Linked DNA regions of Homo sapiens: region 1 is linked to region 2. The links are chromatin loops, found by intact Hi-C in ENCODE. Cell type or tissue: pancreas. All regions are shown on one strand.

Region 1 (4,000 bases), 60 kb before region 2:
CTCAAACTCGACTTTGTTACATTTAGACAGTTCTAAACACACATATGAAAACAACTCAATTTCCATCATAACTTTGCAGTAAATTTCCAAAAGGCGTATTTCAGGAGACCTTAAGATAAGCATTGTTTCTGAAAGCATGATCAAATGAAGGAAATGAAAGAACAAACACTATCCTAGTTTGAATGATGCTTGGAAAGGTTTTAGTCCTGGGATTGCAGATAATTTATTTTTTTTGGTAGTACCAATTAGGGATATGCTGAGAACAGTGGGGAAAGCAACAGTAGGTTTACTTCTTATTGCCTGATAGAGTATTTTTCTCTAAGATTTTTTGGTATGTGTGTACAAGACAGTGTTTTTGGTTGATCCTATGTCTCAGTTGAAGACAGTCCTACTGAATTGAGATCTTATGGGGCAGGGGGCAGTATACTTCTTTTTTATTGACATAATTGCAGCCAGATAGAAATAGGTAATTATATTTCTTATCACACACATAATGGATTTGTTTTATGTTGTGTTATTCTCTGAAATTAACTGACAGATTAGAACAAATTGCATGTATATTTCACATACCCAACCTGCACTAAGTCCCTCAAATTCCTATTTATGACAGTTTACCTCTGGGAATTAGCTAGGGCATTTAAATCAATAGCATTATTAGAACTCACGTTCCAGGAATCCATTTGTGACCCCGTACAGGAAAGAGTTAACATAGTAAGCCTGCGTGCAATAACTTAAGACATTTCATGTTTATTGTCACAACTGGTTGTTGGCAGCATTAAATGTGACCCCACTTGGAGAGGACCCATGGAAGCTTGTGTCTAGTTTCTTCCAGACTTCATCCCATACCCTTTTCCGTTGGCCGATTTTGCATTTTGCTTTCTTGTAATACATTGTAGCCATGATACAACTATATGCTGAGACGGGCGAGTCTTCCAGGTGAATCATTGAGCCTGGGGAGTAGTCGTGGGGATGCCTAACACATACCCATCATCAACTGCTGAAGGCCTCTACTTGGTTAAGGTGGAGTGCTCTGGGCTAGAGTATTGGCACTGCAACCTTGACCCATGCACTACTGCACCAAGTTTGTTGGGAGGATCACATGGGATGGTGTTGGTAAAAGTTCCTTGAAAACAGATCACTATCCAGATGCACACTGATGTGATTATTATTTTGCTTCTTCCGTGATATGTTTTGGTAACTACTGTGAGTAAGACATTATTATGCACACATAGAACGCTCAGTTATTTACCCTTTGGTTAGTATTGGGCCTCCTTCTTCACATGAGGCAAGGCAAACTCCCGCTTCCCCAGACAATGGGGAGCACTCTAGACACTAATTCCCCACCCTTCCTACATTTTTCACATTGCTCTCTGGTTACTTTTCTTAACCCATGTTAATTACAGTTGGGTGGGTACAGTGGCTCATGCCTATAATCCCAGCACTTTGGGAGGCCAAGGCGGGCAGATTGCTTGAGCCCAGGAGTTCAAGACCAGCCTGGGCAACATGAAGAACACCATCTCTACAAATAATACAAAAATTAGCTGGGTGTGGTGGTGCCCACCTGTGGTCCCAGCTACATGGGGTGTGGGAGGATCGCTTGAGCCCGTGAGGTGAGGGCTGCAGTGAGTCATGATTGCCCCACTGCACTCCAGCCTGGGTGATAGAGCAAGAGCCTGTCTCAGAAAAAGAGAAAAATTGTAGTTTTGTCATCTCTCCAAACCATTAATTACATTGCATTCATTGTGAAATAAAGGCCAGATATGTTTATCTGTCAGTCAAGTTTATCTGATCCCACCCCCTCTTCTAGCCTTATTCCTTACTGCTTGCCTTGAGGTATTTGACAGTTTAGCCAAATGAGGACACTAACCCTTTTCCTTCCCCTCCTCAGATATTTGTTGCTTTCCTCTCTTCTCTCCCACCCCTAGGATGCTTTTTCCTCCATCGCTCTCTGTGCAAATCCTACCGTGTTTCAAAACCCATGTTAAATGGTGCCTCTTTCTCATTGCCTTTTCTGATCCCTCTAGTGGTCAAAGTTTCTGTTGACTCCTATGACGTTTTATGTTTGTTTATGTCTGAGTTTTTTTGATATGTGCAGGAGGTATTGGTATGCAAGTGGAGAAGTGAGATAGCTAAGGGAAGGCAGCCAATAAAGGTGCATTATTAAACCACTAATGGCAATGGGCAGTTGGAGGTCAAGCTTGGGGAGAAGCTCTGGGAGATGATGTCACGCAGGACTTCTCAAACTTTCATGTTCATGAGAATCTCCTGGGGACCTTGTTAAAATGCAGGTTCAGACTCAGGTCTGGGGTGAGACCTGAGAGTCTGAATTTCTCATGAGCACCTGGTGATAATGATGCTGTTGGCATGGGTCCAGAGACCCCACTTCGGAGAATGGTGATGCTGTAAATTTGTCCCACCTGAAGAGTAAGGTAGCTGGAGCATTTAACTTAATTAATTTTTTTTTTTTTTTTTTGAGACAGAGTCTTACTCTGTCGTCCAGGCTGCAGTTCAGTGGCTCAGTCATAGCCAACTGGAGTATTTATATACCAACTTTGGATGGTCATTAGTTGGGGGCTGTCAATTCCTGCCACCTTTGGCTTCTCGGGTGGCCATCCCTACCTTGGAGAAAAGTCCTCAGGCAGCGAGGTGCAGATACCTGTAGTTGGAGGTCAGCTTTGGGTGGCTAGGGCAAATTCAGCCCCATCTTGTAATTGTGATGATTTATACACATTTGTTCCTCCATAGCAACCTGTCAGATCCCTGAAGGCAGGATATGTAATTTGTCTTGTGTTCTAATAGCATTTAGTGCATATTATGCTTTTTTGTTTGCTCAATGAGTGAGTTGATTGTTGGTACTTTCTACTTTGGCAAAGTGTTACAAGTGCAGTTTATGGTGCAGTTCGGACTCCAGCTTTTTTTTTTCTTTTTTTTTTTTTTAGACAGTCTTGCTCTAAAGCCCAGAATGGAGTGCAATGACGCTATCTAGGCTGACTGCAACCTCTGCCTCCCCGGTTCAAGTGATTCTCGTGCCTCAGCCTCCCCAGTAGCTGGGATTACAGGCGTGCATTACCACACCCAGTTTATTTTTTGTATTTTTAGTAAACAAGGGGTTTCGCCATGTTGCCCAGGCTGGTCTTGAACTCCAGGTCTCAAATGATCTGCCCGCCTCGGCCTCCCAAAATGCTGGGATTACAGGTGTGAGCCACTGTGTCCGGCCGCAGCTTGTCATTTTTAGTCTCAGTGTCTAAGATAAAGATTCTGTAACACAAAAGCCTTCTTCCTGGTTCGTCATCTCTGAAGGTATCAGTGGCCTTGTCCTCACTGGTCAGTGCTAACAGGTACAAGAGAGAAGAATACTATGGAAGACAGCAAAAATTACCCCATCAAGGACTTCTGGGTTCTGTTTATTTTTAAGATGAAGATAGAGAATACGGCTCAAGAGAAAGAATTCTGGTGAGAAACTTTGGAGATAGCTAGTGCTCTCTCATCTAATTTTCCCTCTTGAAGGCACTTTTCATTCCTTGAGGGATTTCTGTTCTTTCTTTTTTCTTTTTGGACATTCTCCTTTATATTTGGATGGATTTCCTGTAATACAGACACAAATTTGGTTTTGAATTATAAGGCTAAAACAAATCTTTTAACTTGGTTGCTAAATTTCCTCTACATTATCAAAGCTCTTTTTATTTTGAATACCGTTTTCCAAATTTCATTTTTTCTTTGACTCATAAAATCTAGTGTTTTGAAAACTTCTTATATGGAGCTTTCTTTTGATTTTTAATATGAAATAACTACTATGTATTTGTTTGAGACCTCCTGTGTATCTCGTTCTGTACTAGATGCTATGGTAGACTGAAAGGAAATGTGACATTTTCTACCGGCCCTCAAAGAATTAGTCATTTAGGTGGGGAGAAAAGGTAGTTGATATGATGATAGAAAACCAATTGTAAGTATTAAGGGATATTCAATGACAGTTGGATGTCTTTGATTTTTTTCCATTCAG
Region 2 (4,000 bases):
AAGGCATCAGAAATACACTGTTATTGTGTAAAATAAAGACTGCAGTTAACAACAATACAGAGAAGGTTTCATTTTATTTTATTTTATTTTTGTCTTATTCTGCATTGCCTATTTGAAGAGACTGGTTTTTCCAGCAGTCAGTGGTGGAGCACGACTGCTGGGTCATACGCCCAGGTTTTGCACGTTGGTTTGTGGGGTGCAGGCACTGACTGACTAGTGCTAAGACGTAATGTGCTTTTGATGGAGTTTCCTTTGCCTGGGTGTTTTTGGGGTTTTTGGAAATGTGGAATCTTAAGAGGAAGAAAACATAGTATTTATAGAGCTGGAAAATGTTCTGCTTATTCTCAATCCTTTATTGACATAGTGGTTACTCTGCTGTTTTGGTTGGCAGTGTGATTCTCTTAGTTTAAGCAAAAATTTCTTTTGTCAACAGGTAGATTACTAATAAGGATATTTTACTCACCAAGAAATTCCTAGGAACCCTTTTTCTGGACACATCAGACTTCACAAAATGTTTCTGTTTTTCTTTAGTTCCTGTTGCTTCTCTCTTCTTGCAGTATCCACTAGCAGCATGGTGGTTGTTCTGTAGATAGTGATGTTACCACTTCACCATTTGGTCCTCTCTCCTCTGCGTCAGTTAACTTCCCATCTAATATTTTGTTCTGTGAACTATTCCAGGAATGATTATCAAGCTCTCGTCCTCCACTTAAAGTAGCAAGGCATGCTAGCATTTTCTGTTTAGGACTGAAGAAATGCCTGCAATTCAGGAAGTGTGGCAACCTTATAAGTAGTGGGAAAGTTAGAGGATGTAAACTTGGGTGATTCGCATAACTTCAGTAGACCTCAGTTTCCTCATTTATAAACGAGGAGGCAGTCTAGAGCCTTTAGATGCGGCCTCTAAGGGTCCCTTGGATGAGGTGTAAAGTTCATGTTCTTAGGGAACTTCACCACTAGTACTTGGCTGCCTTTAATAGGTCTTAATGCTCCTATAAATTTAACTATATTATCCCTTTTGCCCATTTATGATTTATTAATAGCTTTAATGAATTGTGAATGACAGTTTAATTAGATCATCCATGTATAATTAGGGCAACCGGGTTTTTTTCCCTAAGAGGATATATTTTTCATCCGTGAGTATGTAGCTTACCTCTAACCTAGGTAATTAAGCATTTTAAGGCATTTTCCAAAATAAGAAGGCTTTTTCTGTTTTCCTAATAAACACTTTATTGAAAAGCCACATGCATAAAATAATGGAGGGCCGTTTTGACCTAGGTTTTGCATGTAATCATAACCCAGACAGACACAACCTGAGGCAGTACATTTAGTTTAGTGGTAACAAAGCAGTGTGGAATTTAAGAAATCTCTCTCTCTCTTTTTTTTTAAACTACTTATTTTCTTACTTTTTGAGTAAAGCAACTTTATAGCTACTTCATATCTGTTTCAAGTGCTACATTTTCAAAGCTGGCAAATAGATTTACCTCTTTTGTGAAGGTGCCACATTAAACACTTAAAAGAAGAAAATCAGCCTTATCTGATGGATGATCCCCAGTTAATAGCCCAAGAACCAATTTGTATTTGGCTTTGCGATGTGTTTTTCTACTTACATTTGAGTATGGGTGTGCCTGATATTCTCGGAATTTACAATACTTCAAACAAATAAGGAAGTTGCACTGTGAAGACAGACTCAGAAGGAACTGGAAAGCTGACAGACCTTTGTGCTTCCCCAGCCGCCTTGCTGAATTCTCTGCGGTGGGTTGAGACCCCTGGTGTTCTTGGATGGGACAGCCCACATGAGCAGAGTGGCTCTCCCTTGTTTCCTTTGCTCTCTTTGGATTTATATCCTTCCAGAACTAGCTGTTTCGTAAAGTATTTAGACTCTGAATACCTGAATTATTCAGATCTTCTTGTCACTCCAATCACAAACAGGTAATTATGGAATCACAGCTGCTTTAAAGAGGCAGTGTGTCATCTTGTGTTCACTGAATATTTTACTGTACTTTACACAGTTAATTTCACACTGGGCAAGCTAAGTTAGTGTCAAAGTGGCAGACCAGATTTCTCTTGCGTTACAATGAGTGGCAGAGGTTGGAGCAATGCCTCAGTGGAAGAAATGGTGGTTCACAGAGTTATGTGAGGGGTCCCATGAACTTCCACCTACTCCCAAACATATTTTCTACTGGGCCTGACCAGAGGGGCCTCAGAGGTTGCTGAATGGTAAGTTTGGTGGAGGAGGGAATAGGAATGGTTTGGTTTCTGGTCTAAAGAGGATATATGGGGTGAGGCGGCTTGATGGTGCAAGGATGATTGAGTGTTTTAAATGAATGGTTTAAGTGACAACCTGCATCTTGTATACACAGCTTCATAAAACAGCCTCTATTGGTTGTTTGATGGAGCCAGGTGATCTGGTATGGCGGAAGATTTGTGAGCCCCACTGGAATAATTCTAAAATGCTTTTATTATAGTTTTTGATTATGAAAGTAATTTATTTTCAAATGTACCAGATTTTTGAAATACTGAAAAGATTAAGAAAAAAAGTACTAGTATTGCCATTAGCCAGATATCCTATTGTTAATATTATGTATGTATTCTGAATGAATCAGTAGATTTTGAACAGGTATCATTCGTTCATACTGCCTGCCTGTTTTCTCTTCTAATATATGAGGAACATATTTTCTCACTATTGAATGTTCTTCTAAAGCAGTATTCTGGTAGTTGCCTAACACCACATGGGACAATTTTAAAATAAGAAGTCACTGGCTAGGCACTGTGTCTCACGCCTGTAATCCCAGCACCTTGGGAGGCTGAGGTGGGTGGATCACCTGAGGTAGGGAGTTGGAGACCAGCCTGGCCATCATGGCAAAACCACATCTCTACTAAAAATACAACAATTAGCCAGGCGTGGTGTTGTGTACCTGTAAATCCCAGCTACTCTTGGGAGGCTGAGGCAGGAGAATTGCTTGAACCCAGGAGGCAGAGGTTGCAGTGAGCCAAGATCACGCCACTGCACTCCAGCCTGGGCAACAGAGCAAGACGTCGTCTCAAAAAAAAAAAAAAAAAAAAAGTTAGTTACTTCCAGGATAAAGGTACTTTATTTTTTTTTCCAATTTGTGTAGTAGAGGAAATCAAGCTTTAATTAAGAGTGGTCTCACATGAATGTGCATACTAGAGATTTATATCATTATAGAAAGAGAAGACACTTTTGAGTTTATCCAGTCTGACTCTTGTAAATATGGGAGAATTGTGACCCATATTATTCCTGTGACTACTGAAAGTCAAACATTTTAATCGCAGAAAAGGGACTAACATTCCCAGTGTTCTTGCCCGTGTCATGTTACATTTGCAAATCTGTTACAACATATTTTTCCTTTTCTCAAGACACGTCGAACATGTGTCAGTATATACTGTAGTTAATATCTCTTAAGTTTCTTTTGTGGTTTGTAGCTTGGCTTTAAAATGATCTTGAGGCTCAAATTTGACTCAGGAACCAAAACCCCTGAGGGGAGCCCTTTCCTTGGTTCCCTGGGTTAGAATAATCTTCAAATCTATGTTGACCTGAGAGCTTTTGAGGTCAGAAATGGGTTCTGCAATGCCCAACATCTGCCTTGTGAGGTTATTAGTCTTATGTGCTAACTGGGACTAGTGGAACTTCTAAAAATAGTACTCTTTTTTCATGGATTTTGTTTCTATCCATTAAGAAGTCATCATTCCCAGCCCATTTAATGATAAATGAAAACCAGAAAGGTAAATTCACTCATTTACAGTCAAATAACCAGTTGGTTAATTATTGGATCCAAGTGCAGCAGATTTGCAAGGATTGCAAAGATTGCTTAAAATTTAATTTGTAAATGCTTGTTAGAAATTTGTAAAATACAGACAAAAAGATAATATAACCTGTATTTTTACAAGCCAGACACAGCTATTGATCATATTCTGGTAGATTTCAAGTGTCTTTATTTTTAAAAGTTTTCTACATGTGGATATTTGAAGGGGTGCAGTTGAG

The links. Hi-C counts contacts between places; a loop is a spot of excess contacts. Peaks named below come from ENCODE experiments on the same cell type or tissue, not always from the same donor. Only the 100,000 strongest peaks of a DNase experiment are listed, where the experiment ranks them.
Region 1: it touches region 2 in a loop (4-fold over the local background); 1 of 110 quality-filtered maps calls a loop at or near these places.

Annotation. Positions count from the first base shown.
Region 1 is chr9:78,002,750-78,006,749 of GRCh38, reverse strand. All of the region lies in intron 1 of GNAQ (G protein subunit alpha q), which reads left to right. Among named protein-coding and RNA genes, the nearest start is that of GNAQ, 27 kb to the left of the region's middle. In pancreas, CTCF peaks have their summits at 1,829 and 2,035 (motif pointing left); no DNase peak of the experiment used is centred here; H3K27ac peaks cover 749 bases.
Region 2 is chr9:77,942,722-77,946,721 of GRCh38, reverse strand. The region is part of intron 1 of GNAQ (G protein subunit alpha q); the gene reads left to right. Among named protein-coding and RNA genes, the nearest start is that of GNAQ, 87 kb to the left of the region's middle. In pancreas, no CTCF peak of the experiment used is centred here; no DNase peak of the experiment used is centred here; H3K27ac peaks cover 1,020 bases.